Regions from separate parts of the Mus musculus genome. Here region 2 is linked to region 1. Evidence: chromatin loops called from intact Hi-C (ENCODE). Cell type or tissue: left cerebral cortex. All regions are shown on one strand. Each heading gives the region's core, and the rest is flanking DNA. Links, peaks and the distances in the headings are about the cores only.

The links. Peaks named below come from ENCODE experiments on the same cell type or tissue, not always from the same donor. Only the 100,000 strongest peaks of a DNase experiment are listed, where the experiment ranks them.
Region 2: a loop joins it to region 1, with 17 times the contacts of the local background. A loop is called at or near these places in 22 of 42 quality-filtered maps.

Annotation. Positions count from the first base shown.
Region 1 is chr13:111,455,040-111,463,377 of GRCm38, forward strand. The region is part of intron 3 of Gpbp1 (GC-rich promoter binding protein 1); the gene reads right to left. Among named protein-coding and RNA genes, the nearest start is that of Gpbp1, 31 kb to the right of the region's middle. In left cerebral cortex, for the core only: a CTCF peak has its summit at 6,524 (motif pointing right); a DNase peak (open chromatin) is centred at 6,540.
Region 2 is chr13:111,738,458-111,746,795 of GRCm38, forward strand. Map3k1 (mitogen-activated protein kinase kinase kinase 1) reads right to left here. Exons shown (of 20, transcript NM_011945.3): 20 at 7,971-8,338. Among named protein-coding and RNA genes, the nearest start is that of Mier3, 56 kb to the left of the region's middle. In left cerebral cortex, for the core only: a CTCF peak has its summit at 3,969 (motif pointing left); DNase peaks (open chromatin) are centred at 2,887 and 3,970.

The DNA.
Region 1 (8,338 bases), core at 95-8,094:
AGGTCTCCACTAAAACTACAGGGGTATATCACCAATGCCCTGTCTATCTGGTACTGGGAACTGAACCAGAACATCATGAATGCTAAGCAAGTACTCTATCTACCAACTGAGCTACATCCCAATCCTTATGTACTATCTTTAAATAAATACAGAACTACTCAATTTCCTTAATATACCCTTAATATACTACTAAAGCAAAGTGAAAATAAAAACCACCAGAACACTTAACAATCATCAATAAAATCCTCTATCATGACTTTCCAACAAAAATTATCTGACATTATATATCAATGCCTATAATAGAGGTTGGAGAGAGAGATAGCTTGGGGAATAAGGAAGGACATTGAGTGCTTTACCAGAGAACCTAGGTTCAATCCTCAGTACCCACATGGCAGCTCAAAAGCTGTCTGTAATTCCAAAATCTGACACCCTCACACAGACATATAAAGCCAGACATTGAGAGAGAGAGAGAGAGAGAGAGAGAGAGAGAGAGAGAGAGAGAGAGAGAGAAAGGGAAAAAAACCTATAAATAACACAGTATAGGCCTGTAATCCCAGTACTAGAGCAAGGCAGAGGGATCTGAGTGCTAGACAGTAGTGGCTACAGAAAGAAAGACCCTGTCTCAAAAAAAAAACCTATTCAATGCTATTGGATACACAGAGCTATTGGCACTTACATTTTGATCGTACTTATGCCCATCTCTCTCGTCTCCTACTCCTGCTAATCCCCCTTTCTACCTTTTTCTGTCATTTTTCTGGTGACCCAATGCATTTCATTAAGGTTTCTTAGCTTCTTATGAGCAAGAGTGGTGGCTTTTTACAGCAGCATGGGCATCTTAACAGTGCTACATCAGTGAAGAAAATGTTTGCTCTATCAGCAACCACTGGCTACCTATACATTCTAGGGAAGGGGTGAGAGAGAATTTGTTTAGTCCCTCCCATTCCTAACACCAGGAGAGCAGGCAAAATCTTGTGTTTCACAATTGCTATGAAATCAAGAGTGAACAGCCATGCCATGCATGGAAGGCAGCATTCAGCAATACTCCACTCCTTACAAGAGCCATGCTTCAGAGTCATGCTCTATTGTCCACGCTGGCCTGAATCTCCTGGAAATCCCTATGCCTTGTCTTATCCTTCAGATAACAGTTGTACACCAAACTCAGTTATATTCAACATTTTAGTTAGGTCCTTTGCTTTAAAACAGTCTATTATGTAGCTCTGGATGTCCCAGAACTCAACCAGGCTGGCCTGAAACTCCTTGCCCCTTTCCCCACCCCTGCCCCTCTGCCCCTGGAGTGCTGAGCCTTGCCCCTCAAATAGCTGCTGAAGGGTGGGGGTGGGGAGCAGGGCAGGATATCATCTCTGTGAAAGGAGGAAAAAAGCATTTTATCAAGCTCAAGATTACCTACTTGTGACTGTTTAAAAGCACCTTAACTAAAAATCTGGCATGGATGAAAAGAGGAGCTGGTACTGCTTGTCCACTTGACATTTAACATCACCAGTTACATTTAGCTATGTGCTATTTGTCACAGTTATTGTGAGGGTCAATCTACCATGGGTCCAAAGAGTCTGTACACTCTTTGCTGAGTGTACACCAAAATACAAGGTCTTAATCATTTTATACCAGAGCCCATTCTAAACAGAAGAAAAACCTATTGGACACTTAACCTATCATTAACAAAACAACCTCAAAACTGGAGTGACAAATGTTCATTAAGTACAGTATTTGCATGTTGGAATTAATCTTTTTTCTTTTCTTTCTTTTTTTTTTTTCCAAGACAGGGTTTCTCTGTGTACAGGGTGGGTACATGGTAGATTTCCTCTCCCAACAGTCCTGGCTGTCCTGGAACTCACTCTGTAGAAACCAGGCTGGCCTCAATCGACCTGCTTCTGACTCCCAACTGCTGGGATTACAGGCATATGCCACCACTGCCCGGTCTGGAATCAATCTCTTAACCCTTCTCTCTCTAGCTTCCCTCCATAGGCTTGTCTAGATCCAACTTTTGGGTTTGGTTATATTGTGCAACAGTAACACCTAATATTAGGTTACTTTAAGCTGCCTATCTTGTCTGTCCAGAAAAAGAAAGTATATCACCTACACAGCTCCATCATCCAGCACTTTTCCACAGCTTGGTGAATTCTGGCCACCTCCTGAGCTGCTAGGAATAATAATTACATGTTGTACCAGACAAATTAAATGGTTCCAGCCATTGATCAGTATTTGACAAAACTAAAACATCACATGAAAAGTCAGGTTCAGCAAAGAGTGTGTAAGGACTGATAAGTAGGTAGTTGGGAGAGGAAATCTACTATGTACCCATCCTGTGCATCCCCCATCCAATTTTTTTTTAATACCAATACCACTATTACTTTTCCCATGGACCATCTCTTACAGTCATGCTTGCATGAATGAACATCAAATAGCAACCTCCTCTGAAACAAAGAGTAAGGTTTTATGTTTGGAGTTTTTGGTTTTTTTTTTTTTTTTTTTGGTTTTCTTTTTTTTTTTTCCATTTTTTATTAGGTATTTAGCTCATTTACATTTCCAATGCTATACCAAAAGTCCCCCATACCCACCCACCCCCACTCCCCTACCCACCCACTCCCCCTTTTTGGCCCTGGCGTTCCCCTGTACTGGGGCATATAAAGTTTGCGTGTCCAATGGGCCTCTCTTTTCAGTGATGGCCGAGTAGGCCATCTTTTGATACATATGCAGCTAGAGTCAAGAGCTCCGCGGTACTGGTTAGTTCATGATGTTGTTCCACCTATAGGGTTGCAGATCCCTTTAGCTCACAGGGTTTCCTCTATGTATCCCTGGCTGTCCTGAACTGGCTTTGTAGACCAGGCTGGCCTCAAACTCACAGAGAACTGCTTGTCTCTACCCACAAAGTACTGGGATTCAAAGTGTTGACTATCACCACCTGGCAAAAACAGGTTTACCATAAATGTAGATGATTCTATAGACTAGATGCAAAGGAAGTACCTTCCTAGGCCCCTCCTTCCTGTTGTAAACCTCCAAAGACCTCAGGAAGCAAGACAAACCAGTGCCTGTTTCAGTTTTACTGTTTGCTAAGTCACTAGTCATATACTTGTCTCCTACCTAACATCCCAAAACAGTAGAATATATGTTTATTTGCTTGCAAAAAAAAGATACAATGCAAGACTTTTCAAAGTCTCCTGAAAAATTGCCAGTGCAGTAAAATACAAATAAGAAACAAAACTGTAAAAAGACACAAAAAGTTAGTATTCAAAAATGATTGCCTATATAAAAAATTCAAGATGGGGCTGGTGAGATGGCTCAGTGGGTAAGAGCACCCGACTGCTCTTCCGAAAGCCCGAAGTTCAAATCCCAGCAACCACATGGTGGCTTACAACCATCCGTAATGAGATCTGACTCCCTCTTCTGGAGTATCTGAGGATAGCTACAGTGTACTTACATACTTACATGTAATAAATAAATTTTTAAAAAAATCTTTAAAAAAAAAAAATTCAAGATGGACTAGGGCATAGGGTTACTAGTGGTAGAGCACTTGCATTTGATAGGCCCTGGATTCAATATCCAGTCACAATAAAGAAGAAAAAACAATACCAACACCAGCAATACCCACAAAGTATGGATTAAGCAAGAATGCTAGATAGAAGACTAACATGAGATACATTATTACTACTAAAACCTTAAAAAAAAAAAAAAAAAACTTGGGCTGTAGGGGTGGCTCAGTGGTTAAGAGCATCAACTGCTCTTCCGAAGGTCCTGAGTTCTAATCCCAGCAACCACATGGTGGCTCACAACCATCCATAATGAGATCTGACTCCCTCTTCTGGAGTGTCTGAAGATATCTACAGTGTACTTACATATAATAAATAAATAAATCTTTAAAAGAAAAACTACTTAAAATACACTAAGGTACTATATCTAGAGAGATTTGTAAAGAATGAAAAATAATTTAACTTAAAACACACTAAAAGGGCTGGAGAGATGGCTCAGTGGTTAAGAGCACTGACTGCTCTTCCGAAGGTCCTGAATTCAAATCCCAGCAACCACATGGTGGCTCACAATCACCCATGATGAGATTTGATGCCCTCTTCTGGAGTGTCTGAAGACAGCTACAGTGTATTTATATATAAATAAATAAATCTTTTTTTTTAAAGACACTAAAGAAAACTCCAACCCATAGTAAGTAACTCAGAAAAAATACAACACATAAACAGATAAGTCACAGAAACATAAGCCTAGTATTCCCAACAAGGTAGGAAGTAGATTGTGAAGAAGTAAATAGTAAGGACATGTTGAATATATAAGTATGCTCTATTTCCAAAAGTAATACAAATGAGGCAAAATGTTTAGGATATGACCTTGTAGGTGATTGTATGCTTAAATATTTCATTAAAACCTCTGTATAGTATTTTTCATGACATTAAAACAGGACTGGGTATGACATTACTTTCTTAGCATGTACAGGATCATGGCCTCAAACTCCAGAACCACCCCACCAAAAGGACAATTTTTTCTCCTTTGAGACAGACTTAGCCCTGGATGTCCAGGAACTTGCTCTGTAGACCAGGCTGTCCTGGAACTGCCTTACAAGAAATAGGATTAAAGGCATGCTCAACCACAGCCTGGCCAAAAAAAGGGGTGGGGGGCAGTCTTAAATGAGTAAAATGAGTTATCTACAGGAACTTATGAGGTTCTAATACTTTAGGGGAAATTATCTCTCTTCTCCCAACCCGTAGCCCTACTTGCAAATGAGTCTCTATAGAACATTAGACCTCAACATTGAAAAATTGTCTTTCAGCACTCCAAGAACTGTTTTCTAAAACAGACCATATTGTAGGACACAATGCAACTCTTAAAGACTAAAGAACAAATAAGTCATTAATGAAAAAGAATTTTTTAATTCCTAGAATTAGGAACTGGGAATACAGCTCAGTGGGTAGAGTGCTTATCACCAGACTTGATCCCTAGAATGCCAAAAATGGACACAGTAAAGCACACTTTAACTCCCAGCACACAGGAAGTGGAGAGAAGAAGGCCAGAAAAAAAGTAAAAGTCATCTCTCAGCTAGACTTTGAGGCTAGCTAGACTGTTTCCAAATACAAAAATGGTTTCCTCTATTTTCTCTGAACACTACTGTACCTCAATAAAAATTATATAAACACACAAAAAAAGTTACATAGTACATTATATCCCACAAAGATACTTCAATTAACTAAACTACCAGTCTGAATTTTGGGATTCCCTTATCCTACTAAAATGCAATTAAAAGGTATTTCAATACAAGCCTACTTAGACACACAGTTAAGTGTTAAAATAGTCTTACTATAACCACTGCATTTTAACTGTGGTCATGAAAGAACAAATAACCAGGCTGACCCAGTGTAATGAACTATAGGAAAAGGTTAAGACAGGAAGACTGTAAATTTGAAGTCAGCTTTAGATGCAAACCAAGCTGGGCTACTAAGTACATTTGAAGCCACTCAAAGATACACAAAGATCTTGTATTTTAAAGTAAATAAAATTTCAAAGTGGTAATGATACTCTTGATAGCCATATAATACTAAAAATATGCAGTTTTTCACTCTAGTAGAATTTCATCATAATGTGTTTTGTTTTAAATTTTCTACAGCCAACATGCCTTTTGCCCTCCTTTCTTGCTTTCTTCTTCCAATGCAGGAGACTGAACCTACGGCCCTTGAGCACACTATACAAAGGGCCAGCCAGCAAGGTACAACTCTAGTTCATCTACCCTTTTAACAATGCACTCCTGGGATCTTCTTTTTCTAACAGTTCCTACTATGAAAGTTAGTAACCTGTTCATGGGATTGCTTATCTCTTCTATATTAAAGGTAACAGATGAGGTGGGGTCCCTCACTGACCTGGAACTCACCAATTAGGCTTGGCTGACTCAGGAGTTCCCAGGGACCCGGCTACTTGTCTCATTCTCCCCACAGGGCTGGAATTAAAAAGGTACAGACCGGATTTTCCAAGATGAAAATCAGGTTGTCATACTCCACAGCAAGCCTTTTTACCTAGAGCATCTCCCCAGCTCAAAATGCTTTGGTTTATATTATTGTTTAACATGGTCTCATCATATATCCCAAGCTGGCCTGGAGCAGAATTTGGTATACAGACCATACAGACCTCAAACTCAAGAGATTTACCTGCCTCTACCTCCTAACTGCTGAAATTAAAAGGTAAATGCCACTACACCTTACTGAAAGGTTACTTTTACTGCAGGCCAGATACAGGTGGGCTAAATGGATGAAGGTGCTTGCTTCTGTGGACACCAGGTATATGCATGGTACACAAACATACTTGCAGACTCATGTATACTCATACATATAAGATAAAATTTGGGAAAAAATATTAACACTCAGAAAGAATTTAAAGCAACTGCTTACAGAGAACAACCATGAAAGTATGTACTAGTAAAAAGGAAACTGAAACTTGTTTTAATTAGATCTATATGCAAAAACACTATGTAAACTGACCTAAGGCACAGGCATAATCAGGCACATGTAGTTTATATTCTGACCACATGATGGAGCTAAAATACTACATATCTCAGGCACAAAGCCACCGTTTTAACATCACCCTTAATCCATCTAATCTGTACATCATTCCAAACAAAAACTGAGGGCTATCATTATACTGAACTAAAGAACATGATAGTAATGTTTGTTCCACTTACTCAAGATTAAAAACAGAGACATGATACAAACAAAACTGAAAATCCCAGTAGAGAAACAAGCAGTTAATGACAAACAGTAATCTAAGATTATTGATAAGATGATATTTAAAAAAAAAAACCCTTGTAATTAAAGCTTACAGGCTTGTAAGGTTGTAATTAAAAAAATTCACTAGAGTGAAGAACGAGGTCACAAGCAGAGGCAGCCAAAGATACAGAGACCTTGTCTCAAACACAAATAAAAAAACCCCAAAGGGGGGGGGGGGGGGGGGGCACAAGAACAATATATGCTTATCAACACTAAAAGCAAAAGCTTGTATTTTGTCCTTTTTAAGGCAGTAGTTTAACTTGTGGGGAAGTGGCCATCATGACCCCTTTGGCAAAACTCCAAAACTATCTACATACTCATAAAAGCAAAATTTTAGTTATGAAGTAGCAACAAAAATAATTTCATGGTTCGGGGTCACCATACATTAAAGGATTGCAGGCATTAGGAAGGTTGAGAACCACTGCTTTAGTGCAAAAGAAAAAAATCTCAGATGCTCACTACCTAAGACTTCAGTTTGACAGGCTCCAGGTTGATGACTACTCTTGCTTGGTTAGAAAAATCTGGAACTAAACTTGGGTGTCCAGAACCTATTAGAAGCTCAGCTACTAGAGAGCTGAAACAGAAGACTCATACAAGTTCAATACCTGGCTGAACTACACAAAATGTTTGAAACTAAGCTGGGCAACTTGATGAGATTCTGTCCCCAAAAATGAAAAGCAGTGGGCACTATCACAAATATGTAATCTCAGAATTTTGAAGTTTGAGGAAGACGGTTTAAAGGTCAAAGGTCATATCCCATCACACAGATTCAGAGGTCAATATGGGCTACATAAAATCCTATCTTTTAAAAAAGCTTAAATAAACAAATAGTAAAGAGTGCTAGCGCAGCAACGGAGTGTTTGGTGCTTGTCAGGCATGGTTAGACCTCAAGTTTGGAATGGGGAGTTAACTACACTCAACTTAAACAGAATCAAAATCTATCATCATAAATGACTCTACAGATTAGTGATGCTCCCCATTCTAGAAAAGCACTAAGAGTTTACTGCACTGTAACAATTTTCTGCCCTTACCCTGTGTTATTAATGTTTAAATAATAAGACGTACAAACTTTAATGGCAATTTTACTTTTCAAATAGCTTTTGGCGATATGTTTTATGTTAGTCATAAGACTTTTACAAACAGAATAAGCCTTATATTACCTCACACAAAATGGCACAAAAAGAGAAGGGTAATCAAGAAACCCATGTGTACAAATTCCAATAGGCCTTGGGTGTGGGTTGCCTATAAAGTGGATAAGGGTTCTGAGAAAAGATTGTATTTTAACTGTGCACTGGGAAATAAGCACAAAAACAGTTAAAATTATTCTAGTTTGGATGTGGTGGAACACACCTATAATCAACCCCAGCACTTGGGAAGCAAAGACAGCAGGATTAAAAAAAAAAAAAAATGCTTGAGACCTTGGGTTAAGAAATGATTTTTCAGGGGCTGGAGAGATGGCTCAGTGGTTAAGAGCACAGACTGCTCTTACAGAGGTCCAGAATTCAAATCCCAGCAAGCACATGGTGGCTTACAACCATCTGATGCCCTCTTCTAGAGTGTCTTAA
Region 2 (8,338 bases), core at 236-8,235, 280 kb after region 1:
TTTTTTAATACAAAGCTTATACAAGGCTCTGGAGAAGCCTTCACTGAAGTTTTACAAAGATTAGTCTTAGGTGTAAGCAAGCAGTATTAAACCCTGATGAAAGGCAGGTGCTGACAGACACCTTAGCGTTTGAAAACGTGAAGACCACAGCAAAACGTTACAAGGTCCGTAAAGACTTTAGCAGCAGGTATGAGCGAATGGGTAAGGGAGACAACCGATATTGGTTCTAACATATACCATGCTAATATAATATGTCCAACAATAGAGGTCTCTGATATCAAAATGCCTGGTGCTTCAATTGTGGGAAATATGGTTATCTGCAAGAGACTGTGATCAAACCAAAAGCCTCAAATCTCAAAACACCCAGTGCCTTAACTGTGAGAAATACGGTATTTTGTGCCCAGAAAAGTGAATGAGCCATTTCTAGGGGCAATGTTTCTTCTTTTCTTTTTTCTTTTCTTCTCTTTTTTTTTTTTCTTTTCTCTTCTTTTCTCTCCTCCTCTTTTTTCTCTCTTTCTTTCTTTAATTATTTTATTATTTTATGGATATGATTACACTGTAGCTGTCTTCAGACTCAGGGACAGTAGGAATGATCTTGGGAAGAAGCGGATTGAGTTCCCAGGCATTCACTGTGCATCTAGGAATTATAGATGAAGCAGTCTAAGGGGAAATTAAAATGATGGCCTATGTAAAAAAGAGATGCAATTTAATACAGGTGACAGGCTTGCTCAGCTGCTGCTGTTTCCCTACATCACAGGCAAAGCCACTCCAGTAGAAAGGACAGGAGGGTCTGGAAGTACTGGAAAACATGTGTTCTGGCTAATGTGATCATTAAAACTGCAAGTAAATGGTATTGAAATAGAAGGTTTGATAGATACAGGAGCTGATGTAACTATCATTTTACAAAAATCTTGGAATTTAGAATGACCACTTCAAAAAGTTTATGCCCCGTTCCTAGGAATTGGAAAGGTATCCTAAAAAAACAAAGTGTGTGATGAATTAAACGTGTGGGACTTGTGCTGGAGAGATGGCTCAGTGGTTACGAGCTCTTCCAGAGGTCCTGAGTTCAATTCCCAGCAACCACATAGGGGCTCACAACCATCTGTAATGGGAGCTGATGCCCTTTTCTGGTGTGTCTGAAGGCAACTACAGTGTACTTATATACATAAAATAAATAAATAAGTAAATAATAAATACTGTGTGGCACCTAAAGGCCAAAAATCAAAGTTAAGGCTTTATGTGACTGATATATCCATAAATTTATGGGGAAGGGACCTTTTACAACAGTGGGATACTCTGATTAATATTCCTGCAACCCCAGGTAAGAAGGGGTGAAATGGTACATCTACCATTCTGGGGGAAGGCATAGATACAGGTCATCAAAAACAATTCTAGGTCAGCCAGGCGTGGTGGCACACACCTTTAATCCCAGCACTCAGGAGGCAAAGGCAGGCGGGTTTCTGAGTTTGAGGCCAGCCTGGTCTACAGAGTGAGTTCCAGGACAGCCAGGGCTACACAGAGAAACCCTGTCTCGGAAAAAACAAAAACAAAACAAACAAACAAACAAAAAACAATTCTAGGCTGTGCCAATTGTCCAAATCCAGGACAAGTGGTTGTAGAAAGATTTAATTAGGACTGACAGGATGGCTCAGCAGGTAAGAGCACTGACTGCTCTTCCAAAGGTCCTGAGTTCAAATCCCACAACCACATGGTGGCTCACAACCACCCATAATGAGATCTGATGCCCCCTTCTGGTGCATCTGAAGTCAGATACAGTGTACTTATGTATAATAATAAATAAATCTTTAATTAAAAAAAGAAAGATTTAATTACACCTTAAAGGAAATGCTATAAAGCAGATAGGAAAAATAAAAACCTCAGAGATAGAATAGTGCTCTACTAACTTTAAGTTTTCTGGATGTTGAGCCGGGCAGTGGTGGTGCACGCTTGTAATCCCAGCACTTGGGAGGCAGAAGCAGGTCGATTTCTGAGTTCGAGGCCAGCCTGGTCTACAAAGTGAGTTCCAGGACAGCCAGGGCTACACAGAGAAACCCTGTCTCGAAAAACAAAACAAAACAAAACAAAACAAATCAAAACAAAACAAAACAAATGGATGTTAATGAGAAAAAGAGACTGGGTTATAGAAAACACCCTGGAATTAGATCGCCATACATACTATGAGGATGTGTTAACGTCAGAGTAGAAGCCAGCAAACATTCTGTGTTGGGGATGCAGATTTGTTTATATTTCCACAGGAAATAAAAGGTTTTAAATATTATAATTGAGCAGGAGATGTCTCCTGAAAACCTTGGCCACTGACTTGAAAAACACTTGGTTCTTTGAAAATGTCTCTTTATAATTTTTCACTACACACAGCACAATTAGTGACTTCTCTCTTAGTTAGGGTTTCCATTGCTGTGAAGAGACACCATGACCAAGGCAACATTTAATTGGGTCTGGCTTACAGATTCAGAAGTTCAGTCCATTATCATCAAGGCAGGAGCATGGCAGCATCCAGGCAGGCATGTGATGCAGGAGGAGATGGGGGCTCTACATCTTCATCTGAAGGCCACTAGGAGAAAACTGGCTCCCACGTGGTAAGGAGGAGGTTCACATCGCCCACCCCTTGCAGTGACACACTTTCTCCAACAAGGCCACATCTCCTAACAGTGCCACTGGGCATATTCAAACCACCACAGCTTAAAACAGAAGGAGGGAACTGTGATATTTCCGAGAACTGAGGAATTTCGGTTTCTTTAAAAGCAGAGAAATACAAGAACGTGCTTTTGTTTTAATCCCAGAGGTAGGGATGTGGGGCTGCCTGGACTATCCACAGCAGCTTCTATGATTTGCCTCATGCAGAAACCTGGCTTTGCCAGCTGCAGATTATTTCTGTAATTGTGTCAAGTGTGGAATTCTGGGAACTTTTCAGAGGCCCTGAGAGGCGTGGTGTATGGACATCAGTGGCTTAGGGAAGTTGGTTGTGGTTAGTAGCTGTGGTCAAAGAAGAAATAATAGGAAGACATTAAATTCAGGGGTCTCTCTGTCCTTCTGTCTCTTTTCCCTCTATCTTTGTTTCTCTCCGATCTAGTCTTAGGTGGTGAAACTGGGGTTTGAGGGAGGGGTAAAGAGTAGGAAAAAGGAGAACCCACAAAGAAGCCAAGACCAGCTACAAAAATGAGAAAAGTGGTTTCTTGCTAGTTTTCATGCAAATTAGCAAAAGCCACTTTGTCCTTCGGCGACATTACTGCCCTCTGCCAGGACAAAATTATAACAACCACACACATCTAGTAAAACTGTAGCATGCATGGTGCTCATAGAACTGTGTAGAACACAGGAGGTGTAGCAGCCTTAATTGTCCACTGAAGGGTGGCAGTAGTTCTTAGATACTCTGAGGGGGAACGAGGTGGAGAGTCACTGTCTTCAGCAAGGTGCAGGGGTGGGACTAGAGCACAGAGGGTTCACAGAGTGAGAGGAAGGGGAGAAAAGCAGACTTTTGTTTTTGGCAATAGTGGAGAATAAAGTTTTAGGTGGAGTGAGCCCATTGCACTAAAGCGGTGGGCAGACATCAGGGTTTGTAAGCAGAGCTGAGGTGAGGAGGAATCTCCAGAACTCAAAGGACAATGATTGGCGGCTGGCACGGATGGATGGATGGGTGGGTGATTGGCAGCCAGGAGTAAAGTGGGTTTGAGACCCGGTGCCCCTGCAGGAAGGCAGCAAGTGTCTGGACTTGGCTTTTCCTCGGCAGCAGGTTACCATGTAGGCATGTCATTTTAGGAAGAAGGTAAATACCAAATCTAGATTCTCGTTTGTAAAAATGGGACTATTGGTGATTTTGTTGTGTGTATTTTTTCCAGCTTTCTGAGGAAATCACCAGGGTTTATGCTGTAGTTTTGAGTGGAGAATAACAAACTAAGATTTCTCAGCAAAGTTAACACACCAAGAAACCCTTTAAATCAGTTTTACTCTGCTGCCCTCTGCTGGACATGGATTATGGTCAAAGGATTTTTTTTTTTTTTTTCTTTCTAAGTACAGGGGAATGCAGGCCCTCAGCAGCAAGGGAAGATAAAGATTTATTTATCTATTTAAAGTAAAAAAATGAAAGTACTTAAAAAAAAAGTCTAGTCAAACCAAAGACTCTTTAGACTTCAAAATATTTTTCTAATTTTTTTTTTTTTTACTTTGAAAATTTCTCATTGTATTCACACCCGCAGTATATAAAGTTTACTCCTCATCTGGCATCCTCCCCCACCCCTCCCCTTACCCCCTGCGTGTGTGTACAATTGTAGGGTTCAGAGGACAGCCTCGAGTATCAGTCCTCACCGTTAGTTTTGTTTGAGACAGCCTCTCACTATTTGCTGCTGTGTTCACCAGCGGTCCTGTAGCTCTGGGGCTGCTCTTCCTCCCATTCTCCGTAAGATTGCTGGATTTACAGACCTGTGCTGCTGTGTCTGGCTTTGAGTTCTAAGGATTAAAACTCGTATCCCCACGCCTTGTACAGCAAGTGCCTTACCCAGTGCATCATCGCCTACGTTTGCTCGCTTGCTTGCTTGCTTGCTTCCTTCCTTCCTTCCTTCCTTCCTTCCTTCCTTCCTTCCTTCCTTCCTTCTCTCTCTCTCTTTCTCTCCCTTCCTTCCTTTTAGTATAATTGTTTTATTAATACTTCGTTCCCCTCATTTCTCTTTATTCCTCTAACCCAGTTGTTTTCAATCTGTGGGTTACACCCCTTTGGTACGTGTCAAAAGACCCTTTCACAGGGGTTACCTGTGATCTTTGGAAAACAGATATTTACGCTATGATTTATAACAGTAGCAAAATTACAGTTATGAAGTAGCCACAAAAAATAATTCCATGGTTGGGGCTCACCACAACATGAGGAACTGGATTAAAGGGTCACAGCATTAGGGAGGTTGAGAACCGCTGCTCTATCCTTCCTGTGTGCTTCCTTCGTGTTCTCTCTCTCTCTCTCTCTCTCTCTCTCTCTCTCTCTCTCTCTCTCTCTCTCTCTCTCTCTCTCTCTCTCTGTGTGTGTGTTGGGTCAAGTGTGGGTGAAATATTCCATTGGATGTTCAGAATTGTCCAAATGCTTGATGTATCTACTGACCTCAGCGTCAAGGTGGTCAGATGGTGCAGCTGTCCTCAGGTGATGGGCTCCGCTCCTCAGAAGCTGAAGCCACAATCACTGTACCCTTCATGGCCTGAATTGAGCCTCATGACACTTTTTTTTTAATATATATATATTTTGGAGTTTAACTCTTTCTCTGTCCATGGTTGCTTCCCGTTGTCTGTCTTCCACCTTGGGCTGTATCAAGTTGTTCCCAGGTTCCTTGACTTATGGTAGTTCCTGGTTGTTGTTCCCTCAGTCCTAAACAATAGTTGTTCTCTCAAATAGTACCCTACACAGCCTTTGGAGACACTGATATGACAGTGCCCCTCTTCTCCACTGCTGACCAGTTCAACTGACTTGAGTCTGTTTTAGCCATAGAAACTAGGGTGATACTGTCTCTACAGTGACAACCCCACAGCCCTATAGAATAAGAGACTGGTGACTCATACATGGGATACTAAGACATTAACAGAAGAGGATTATTTGGCCTGGGTAGACATGATTTCCCAGGTAAATTAAGAGTCTATGGGTTGGGGGCTAGAGAGATGGCTGAGTGGTTAAGAGCACTGACTGCTCTTCCAGAGGTCCCGAGTTCAATTTCCAGCAACCACATGGTGGCTCACAACCATCTGTAATGGGATCTGATGCCTTCTTCTGGTGTGTCTGAAGACAGTGACAGTATACTCATATGTATAAAATAAATAAATCTTTTTTTTAAAAGTAGTTTATGGGCTGAAGAGGTGACTCAGCAGTTAAGAGTACTAGTTGTTCTTGCAGAAAACTGGGGTTCAGTTCCTAGTACCCACATGGAAGCTTACAACTTATCTACAACTGCAGTTATAGATATGCCTTCTTCTGGCCTCCACAGGCACACACATACACATAGGAAAGCAATCATAACATAGAAAGTGAGCAGCTTTAAACAGTAAGTAGGATGAGTCCAGAGTATGAGCGAGGCAGGATGTCCTGGTCCGTGTGTCTGATGGCAAGAGATCTTTCTGATGCTGCCAAACAGCAGTGCCTGGATGCACTCACTGGGAAGCACCCTTCCATGAGCGGCAAACCAGATGTAAGGAGGACCAGAGGAACAACTGTTGTTTGCTTGCTTGCCTTCACTTGTTGCTGGTGACCTGAGATGGTGCTATCAGAACCCAGGCTCTTCAGCTTTCCTACATAGTTAAAAGATACACATCTTCCCAGAAATCTTCCAGCCCTTCAGTGCCAGCCGGTGCTGCTGAGGTGTCCAGGCTCCTGGGCTGAGCAGTTTACCAGTGACTCAGCGTCTGGAATGCAGACAGCTCTTGTTGATCACCTAGTGTTGTAATGGTAAGCCAATCTACTAAACACCCTTGTAATACGTATTCACTCTATTGGCTGTTATACAGAACCTTTGCTAGAATGAGAGTCAGGACAGATGCTAAGCCTCAGAAACTGACCTTCCATCACGGATCTTCAGCAAATAAAGGACATTATATGATAAATAAATGGCTTGCCTGTCACAGCAAGCCACTGTTATTCTTTGAATATGTCATACATTTAGCTCCATCTTGTGTATCTGTCTTGCGTGATCCTTGGAGCAGCCATTTTTCCCAAAGAGCACGGATTCCTTTAATGGACTGTAGCATTTAAAGTTAAGTGTACGCATGTATCAAAAGTCACATGGTATCCCATTAATTTAACCTCCCTAATAGCAAAGTACCAGTTGACACATGCTAAGGAAAAAAAAATCATCATTTGGTAAGTATGAGGATAACGCAGAGCTAAGAGCACACAGCTAAACCGGATGACAGATGGGATTTATGTGGTCTGTTGCCTATCAGGGGCCCCTCGTCTCGGCAGCACAGGAACACACGGGTGGTGCACATCCCTTCTACCATCATGTGCCAAAAGCAGGGCACTGCCTGGAGCATTTGGCCCACCTGCATGTTCCCAGCCTGCCGAGGAAGCACCACTCTCAGACTGAGAGGCTCCCATAATCCACCTGTGGGTATGAAGGGTGTGAGCAGGCAGCCGAGGAGTCACCAGGGTGAAAGGCAGTGCTTTCAGAACCTTTATTTTATTTTATTTTATTTTTTTTATTAGGCATTTTCCTCATTTACATTTCCAATGCTATCCCAAAAGTCCCCCATACCCTCCTCCCCATTCCCCTACCCCCCCACCCCCCCTTTTTGGCCCTGGCGTTCCCCTGTACTGGGGCATATAAAGTTTGCAAGTCCAATGGGCTTCTCTTTCCAGTGATGGCCGACTAGGCCATCTTCTGATACATATGTAGCTAGAGTCAAGAGCTCCGGGGTACTGGTTAGTTCATAATGTTGTTCCACCTATAGGGTTGCAGATCCCTTTAGCTCCTTGGGTACTTTCTCTAGCTCCTCCATTGGGGGCCCTGTGATCCATCCAATAGCTGACTGTGAAAGTGGATACTTCTGTGTTTGCTAGGCCCCGGCATAGTCTCACAAGAGACAGCTATATCTGGGTCCTTTCAGCAAAATCTTGCTAGTATATGCAATGGTGTCAGCGTTTGGAAGCTGATTATGGGATGGATCCCCGGATATGGCAGTCTCTAGATGGTCCATCCTTTTGTCTCAGCTCCAAACTTTGTCTCTGTAACTCCTTCCATGGGCGTTTTGTTCCCAATTCTAAGAAGGGAACAATTCCCAATTCTAAGAAGGGAAAGTGTTCACACTTTGGTCTTCTTCTTGAGTTTCCTGCGGTTAGCAAATTGTATCTTATATCTTGGGTATCCCAAGTTTCTGGGCTAATATCCACTTATCAGTGAGTACATATTGTGTGAGTTCTTTTGTGATTGGAACCTTTCTATTAGTATGAGATTCCATTAAAAAAAAAAAAAAAGCCAAAATACCAGTTAACTTTTGTTCAAAAACTTTTATTTACTATAAAGACAAAACACCAAAATAGGTACAAATACTATAAAATTGGTTCAAAGGGGTAAAAATTTTAATTAAAATATCTTGATATATTTAAAATAACAAAGGATACATTTAAGCCAAATTTTTTTAACCCAGAGTTTTTTTTTTTTTTGTAGCATTTGCTTACATAGTAAGGTGCTAATAGGAGTTAGCCCTTAAGCCCTGGAAGTCTTAGGAGTCATAGTCACACAGCACGTAGAATTTCATTCTGAGAGTGAACTTTGGTAGAAGAAAAATCTATAGGACACCTGAGGTAGTAGAAACTGGAATAAACAGCAGTAGACGTTATTTACAATTCGAGTAC